Regions from separate parts of the Homo sapiens genome. Here region 2 is linked to region 1. Evidence: read pairs that join two places in POLR2A ChIA-PET (ENCODE). Cell type or tissue: GM12878. All regions are shown on one strand.

The links. Peaks named below come from ENCODE experiments on the same cell type or tissue, not always from the same donor. Only the 100,000 strongest peaks of a DNase experiment are listed, where the experiment ranks them.
Region 2: POLR2A ChIA-PET joins it to region 1 with 5 read pairs; 2 of 35 experiments call an interaction of 5 or more read pairs at or near these places.

What each region holds. Positions count from the first base shown.
Region 1 is chr2:216,193,334-216,197,333 of GRCh38, reverse strand. It overlaps XRCC5 (X-ray repair cross complementing 5), which reads right to left. Exons shown (of 21, transcript NM_021141.4): 19 at 2,348-2,415. Among named protein-coding and RNA genes, the nearest start is that of LINC01963, 22 kb to the left of the region's middle. In GM12878, no CTCF peak of the experiment used is centred here; no DNase peak of the experiment used is centred here.
Region 2 is chr2:216,004,096-216,008,095 of GRCh38, reverse strand. The region is part of intron 1 of MREG (melanoregulin); the gene reads left to right. Among named protein-coding and RNA genes, the nearest start is that of MREG, 7.5 kb to the left of the region's middle. RefSeq lists enhancers at 1,295-1,344, 1,935-1,984, 2,901-3,050, 3,061-3,180. In GM12878, no CTCF peak of the experiment used is centred here; DNase peaks (open chromatin) are centred at 1,675 and 2,955; H3K4me3 peaks cover 2,549 bases; H3K27ac peaks cover 3,917 bases.

The sequences.
Region 1 (4,000 bases):
TTAAACTACAACTAACATCAGTTCTGATATCAGAATTATCTAAGGACACCATCTTATACCTACCTGGTCATTAACTGAAATTTCTCTCTATAGCTTCATCATTAGACATTAAAATTCCTCATGCTTAGGCTCAGTGCCTTTACATTTCAAAGAAGACATCCTATTTGCATTACAGAACAAGCCTTGCACAATTTGCAAGTGCATCATCTGTTTTCAGATTTCTTTCCTGTCTAATATTCTGGGTTAACTTAGCTGGAACATCTTTGGTTAAGATGTGCTGCTGGCAGGAAACACAAGCTTTTTTAGGTCATGGCTCCTCACTTCTTCCAAAAACTCTAGTATGTACTGTCACCTGGATAATAAATTTTCTTAATGTAATAATGACAAAAAATATTTTTCCTGATTTACTTGTTTAACAAAAATTGATTGATAGGTCTTCACACCATGTGACAATGAATATTATGTGTCAACTTGGCTGGGCTATGGTCCCCAGTTGTTCCATCAAACACTACTCTAGATGTTGCTGTGAGGGTATTTTGTAGATGTGATTAACATCTAAAATTACCTGATTTTAAGTAAAGATTAATCTTAGTAATATTCGTAGATCTCATCCAATCAAGTGAAGACCTTAAGAGCAAAAGCTGAGGTTTCTGCTTCAGGACTGTAACACAGAAATCCTGCCTGAGTTTCCAGCCTGCTAGCCTGTCCTACAAATTTCAGACTTGCCAAGCCCTACAATCACACAAGCCAATTTCTGAAATTCAGCCAATAAATCTCTCTCTCTATATATATGTGTGTGTGTATGTGCATACACACACACAGACACACGCACACATGTACGTTCTCTTGGTTCTGTTTCTCTGGAGAACCTTGACTGAAATAGCCCAGTTCAATGAGGAGATATTATCAAACATTGTATAAAGTGACAAACAGAAACAAAACCAAACAGTTAAATGGCATACTCAAGCCTATGGTGCTCAGTATTGCCTGTGGCAGAGAGGGTACAGACACCACGGAACCCCTTCTGAGATATAATCACCATCTTACAGTATGCTTCAAAAATTCCAGGATTCTACTCCCTGAAAGTAGGGATGACAAGTTTTTTTTTTTTTTTTAACAAAAATCTTTTGCTAGGCAAAGTGCTTAATAAAAATTCTTGTAAATTTTAATTTCTTTTCCAAACATGGTTTCTGCCAAATGCCTTTCTTGAGTTGAAAATTGAAGATATTTAAATTTTGGCCTGAATTTAGCCATCTGATTAACATTTCCAGCTTTGCATCTGTCACTTCCCTAACAGATTCCTATTCACCAGCCCCAGACCAAGCTCTCCCTTAGTGTGTATAGTTATTTTCTGAGTCTCCGTTGCTTCCCTCTGCTCCATTTTAACTGCCCGAGCTTCTAGAGGGCAGGGGTGCTGTCTTATCATCCAGCACAGTGCCTAGCATATCGCAGAAGCTTAGTAACTGAGAGCTGTCAGGTGCCAGCAGAACTACATCAGTCAGTGACTGTAACTGAAACTGAGTGTTACGAAGTATATACTTTTGAGCTATTCAACTTAATTCATTAAAATTTCATCACAACCTTGAGGTACAATGAAGGACTACTGAACTAAATAACCACATGTATCTGACTCATGGCTGAATCAGATTCAATACACACCAAACAAGGAGGCCTAGGCCTAACAATGTGTGTGAATAAGAAGCTCATGGGGACTGCATGGGGTCTTTTACTGAAAATACTTGGATGTCCCTTATGCTAGAATACTAGTGTTTCTCTATTCACTATACAATACAATCACCTGAGGGGTTTTAAAATGCAAACAAACCAACTGTGCCCAGGACCCATCTCAGACTAACAGAATCTCTAGGGTAATTCTGATTTTTAATCAGTATTAACAAAAAAAAAAAAGAAAGAAAGAAACAGAGAGAGAGAGAAAAGAAAGAGAAAAGAAAAGAAAAGAAAAGAAAAGAAAAGAAAAGAAAAGAAAAAAAAGAAAAACAAGCTCACCAAGTAACTAATGTGTGGCCAGGGTGGGAATCACTGTGGATTTCATAGCCTTTACCAGGGCCGAGGCTAAGTTTGCGCACTATGGGGTTCAACAGCATGCTCTAGGGGTACTGAAGCTGGGATTACAGGTGAGTTCCAGAAATATAACCACAGCCTACAGGAAACTGAGTAAGATTATAATTTCTCCCATGGGGATGCTGTGGTTGAAGCAATTTACATATTGAATACAAAATGAGTACACTAATTTAGTTACCCATAAAATTTAACTTCTTCGAGGGTATCAAGAAAATAAAGTCCACTATAATAATTCAACTAAAGACAAAGGTTTACCCCTCAATACCTTTTTGGCTTCCTCAGCTGTGACAGAACTTCCAGAGGCTTCCTCTTTGGTGATCAGAGTAATTCCATCTAAAAAGTAATTCAGAGAGTAAAATCAAAACACAAAGAATCAACCCCAATCCCATTTTCGTTTCCATCACACCTCCTCCCACCTTTGAGCTGAAGATTTCTTTTTTTTAAATAGAGACAGGGTCCCACTATGTTGCCCAGGCTGGTCTCAGACTCCTGGGCTCAAGTGATCCTCCCGTCTCGGCCTCCCAAAGTGCTGGGATTACAAGCATGCGCCACTGTGCCCAGCCTGAGCTGGAGATTTTTAAAACTATAAAGGTGCTCTGTTCTACAAAAAATATAAAACTATAAAGGCAACCAATTAACAATGACCATCTTAAATTATCTTTTCTCCAGTTTTTGCCTGTGTAATAAGCAATAAAGGCCGCATGTCAAATGCCACGTGTTCCATGAAGCCTTCCTTGATCAACTCTAGATAAGTCTCCCCTTCTTTAGAAATCTCAGATCACTTTGTTTATTCCTTTGAAATGGCTCTTGTCGTATTTTATGTAACTATTTGTACACATGTTCTCTCTCCTAAGAATATATTTTCTCAAGGGCAGACACTAAGTCTTATAAGTCTTTATATTCCCCTCAATGTACAGTATGTCCTTACTTAACTATCATCAATAGGTTGTTGGAAACTGTGACTTTAAGTGAAACAAAAGTAGGTACTTAAATAATATTGTTTCATTATAACACTGATGAGAAAAAAATGGTTTCATTATGTGTCATTTTGCTTAAAGTCACAATTTTCAAGAACCTATGGACGTTAAGAGAGGACTTACTGTAGAACATAGCAGAAGCTCAATAAATAAATGATAATTAAATGACTGTATGCTTTTGTCCAAGACATCCGGTGCCCAATATGGAACTACGCCATGCATTTTGTCTTGTGGCCATGTTACTGGCTATTGATAGAGTGGCCAGAGGACTAGGGAGGAAGAAAACATGGTCTTCACCAAGGGGCATGTCTATCATTTAGGACAGTTAATCAATTTTAGCTCAGTAAGAGCAAATCAAGGGTAGAAAATCTACTCTTTAGTTTGCTCTTCTTCCTATTTTCCTACATCAAATGGCTGATACCTGATAAACTGTTCAAAAAGCACATGTATTTAACACCCATGTGTACCTATGAATGGCCTTGGTCATCTGTATTCTCTCAGTGGCATATAAGCTATCAGAAAATATGGATTTTGCATATGACCTGTAAGTTTCTTTTCAGCAAATAATACGCTATAGGCATTCAATAAATACCAAAACCAATCTCCTTCATTTACGGGGTCAACAGCAGAGACACAAAAGTGATTTGAGTAAGCCCCCTTCACTACCCATTCCAATTCCTTTTGTTCTCCAGTGCAGAAGTTAAAGGGCTGAAAAATTAACTGTCAGGAAAACAGTTACCTGTGTGATGAAGAGTTGCCCATTAGAAGGCGGATAGATAGGTATGCAATTCTTTTTATATAGAATTCACACAGAAAGAGATTGAAACAAATTTTGCATCTCTAGTATAAGTGAAAAGTTTATCTCATAAACATAATCATTTTCATAATATGTATTTTAAACAAGTAATATCTTATACTTGGGTTCTAAAAGAAAATCAGGT
Region 2 (4,000 bases), 190 kb after region 1:
TGATTCTTGTTGTCTGTGGTAGTTAGGTTCTGTAAAGTCGCTTGAACACTGAATTAGTGAATACTGAACCATTGTTCCTAGGGGAAATACAGAGTTAGGTTCCTGTGAGCCGATGGCAGGATTAGATCCCTGTCAACCAATCAATGCATAACTTTTTTTATGTGTTTCTGCCTAAAGACACCTTATTTAATATATATTGTTGCTCTATCAACATTGAACTCATGGCCAACACCCTATATCTCAGGTTGGAGTGAAGCTTATCCAACATGTATGTTAGCACTTCAGCACTACACTTTGGGAGATATTCTAAACAGTGAAATTGCCAGCTAAAAGTACAAAAATGCAAAAAAAAAGCCGCTAAGTGGGGGTTGGGTGCAGTGGCTCACACCTGTAATCCCAGCACTTCGGAAGACCAAGACAGGTGGATCACTTGAGGTCAGCAGTATGAGACCAGCCTGGCCAACGTGGTGAAACCCCATCTCTACTAAAAATACAAAAATTAGCTGGGCGTGGTGGCACATGCCTGTAATCCCAGCTACTCTGGAGGCTGAGACAGGAGAATCACTCGAATCTGGGAGGCGGAGGTTGCAGTGAGCCAAGATTGAGATACTGCACTCCAGCCTGGGTGACAGAGCGAGACTCCATCTCAAAATAAATAAATAAATAAATAAATAAATAAATAAATAAATAAAATGTTGCTAAGTGATCACAAAAAGGACGCTTGTTTCCAATCTGAGAGCTGAACCAAGAAGCCTGAGTGTTGCCTTTTGACCTCGGCTGGGGCTGTGCGTCTCAGGCAACTCTAAATTTTTTGTCACTCTAGGCATGTTCATGAATGTCCTTGGAAACATCACTAGTATTGATTTTGGGGTTACAGGTAAATTTTGACGAGTGGGCGAATTTGCAAATGCAGAATCTCCAAATAATGAAGATTGGCTGTAATTATGTCCACCATCCCCAGTTGGCCATTGAGGAGACTGAGACACAGAGAACTTCAGTAACTTGCTTAGAGGCACACGTGGTCGAACTGGGATTCATATGCTAGTAGATTTCAATGCCATAGAAAGAGCAGAGCCCTTCTGGTGTGCAGAGAGGTATGGAACTAGCTGCTTACGTGGTGTGTGTTAGAAGTTGTGTTTGGAGTTTGAATCTTTCCCTGAATTGTTATAGCCCAGGGTCCAGAAACACTGGGTCTTTTCCTGCATTGAAGCTAGGGAAACCAGGTGCCAGTGGGAAAGAAGGGTGGGGGTAAGGGAGGGCTCACAACATGTAAAAGGGAATCACCACCAACTCTAGAAGTATAATAATCTTTTACATTTGTAGGGTTTTTCATTTTACGGTGTGGACTCACATGACCTTGGAGCTGACCAAATCATCTTCTCCCCATTGGAAGGGCTTTTAGAAAGTTGACGAGTACGTTTATGTCAGTGAGATTTCTCAGACCGGGGCCCAGATGGCCTGACTTTTTTCCCAGCACATACTATTGGGTTTTCCGGAGCCAGGTCTCTGAGCAGATTGGGCAGATTGGCACACCTCATCTGTGGCTTCCTGCAGAAACCTGCAGTTTGCAAAGCCGGTAGCTCCGGGGCCGGACAATGATTCACAGGAAGTGCCTGCAGGGGCACAAAGGGTTTTTACTGAAGGAAAGTGCCCTGGCTGGAAGATTCCCATTGCAAGGCTGGTGCTTTTGCCTTCTTGAAAGACAGGGGAGTGATAGGGGAGGGCCAGAGGTGCATGAGTGCTGTCCCAGGGACTGGGCTTTAGGCCCAACGCGTAGGAGGGAAGCTCTTTATAAGAAGTCAGCTGTCCAAAATTCACAAGGATGACTTTTAAAGGTTTTCTTCCCCGGCAAGCCACAGCGTCCCTCTTCTCTTTTTGTGACTTGCATTAGTCATAGTGCCATTGGAAGTTCCCGAGAAGATGAAATTTCTTTCTCCTACACATCATGTGAGAGTTTCTTGCAACTTTTTATTCTCTAGACTCTTGAAGTGATTTTATCACTACACCACCTATGTTTAAAAAGTATAAACTCTGCTTAAATGCTGGGTAAAATAGTTTATTCTGTTAGCACCTGAAGTCATTTTAGTCTGGTTAATAAATCTTTGTTTTGTGACAGTTATATACCATGCACTCTATTCTTTTGTGCCCTTTTAGGAAATAATTTTGGTGACATAGTGTGCAACAAAAGAACCCCTGAACTGTTTGACACTGTCCTGAATTGGCTCTTACTTAGCTTTTTTTTTTTTTTTTTTTACAAAAATCTTTTAAAAACTTGTGTTCCAATGTGTGATATTACAGACAAAAAACATACACAAATATGTTCAGTATAAAGAATAACTATAGGCTGGGCATGGTTGGCTCACACCTGTAATCCCAACACTTTGGGAGGCCGAGGCAGGTGCATCACTTGAGGTCAGGGGTTTGAGACCAGCCTGGCCAACATGGTGAAACCCTGTGTCTACTCAAACTACAAAAAAATTAGCTTGGTGTGGTGGCGGCACTTATAATCCCAGCTACTCTGGAGGCTGAGGAAGAAGAATCACTTGAAGCTGGGAAGCAGAGGCTGCAGTGAGCCAAGACTGTGCCACTGCACTCCAGCCTGGGTGACAGAGCTAGAACCTGTCTCAAAAAAAAAAAAAAAAAAAAAAAAAGAATAACTAGAAAGTGAATACTCGTGTAACCACCTCCATGGCAAGAGATAGCTATTGCCAGCCCCTTATCTCCTCCTTGATCATGTCTAGACTTCTAGCTTTCCCACCTATGTGTGCACCTTAAAGATGTACTTTTGTTTTGCCTGCCTTTAAACTTTGCATAAATGGGATCAAACTGTGTGTTCTCATAGAACTCACTTTGTTGGTGGAGCTTTGTGAGATTCCTCCGTGTTGTTGTATGTAGCCTTGTTCATGGTCCTTATTGCTTTAGACTGTATTCCATTTTGTTCCCCTATTCTACTCTTGGTGGACTTTTGGGTGGTTTCCAGTTTTGGGCTATTAAGTATGGTTTAAAGTCAGCATATAAGGTGAAATTAATTATTCATCTCTCAGTCATACTGGCTTCCCCTGGTTCCTCAAATATACCACCCACACCCCTGCCTCAGCGCCTCTGCACTTTCTGCCTGCCCTGCCTTGAAGACTCTTTCTCTAGTTTTCTGTGTGGATAACTCCTTCACTTTATTTAGATCTCTTCTCAAAGTCATTTTATCAGAACATTCTACCCTGACCACTCTCTTAAAACAGTGCCCCACCCTTCACTGTGTCCCTTACTCACTATGTATTTCTTTACAGTTCTGAATGTCACATGGCGTAAACATATGTGCTTATCATCTGCTTCCTCCCACAAGACTGTAAGGCCAATTTTCATAAATTTAAACAGCTAAAAAAAATGTTAGGAGCTTGTCTGTGAGCTTGAAGACACAGAGTCATACTCATCTCTACAGTTTAGAGCCCTGTGAACTTGGGAAACAAGAGTGCATTGGTTCAGCAAATATTTATTGAGCATTTACTATGTGCCAGGCACAGGTTTTTTTTTTTTGTTTGTTTTTTTGTTTTTTTTGAGGCAGAGTCTAACTCTGTCGTTTAGGCTGGAGTGCATTGGCATTATCTCTGCTCACTGCAACCTCCGCCTCCCGGGTTCAAGTGATTCTCCTGTTAGGCACTGTTTTAAGTACTTGAGATACATCACTGAGCAAAGTAGATACAGATCCCTGTCCTCGTGGCTTTTGTTCTAGTGGTGGTGGCGGTAGTGTTGGGGAGCCCAATAAACAGGAAACATAATAAGTAAACTAGGAGATAAATAAGTGTGTAGGAAACAAAAGTAGAGCAAGGGAGGGAGCATGTTTGCAATTTTAAATAGGTTGGTCAGGGCAGGCCTTGTTGAGGAGGTGGTGTTTAAACAAAGACTTGAAGGAGAGGGAGGAGTGAGGACGTGGCTGTCAGGAGAAAAACATTCTAGGTAGATGGAGATCAGCCAGTGCAAGGGCCCTGAGGTCAAAGTGTGACTT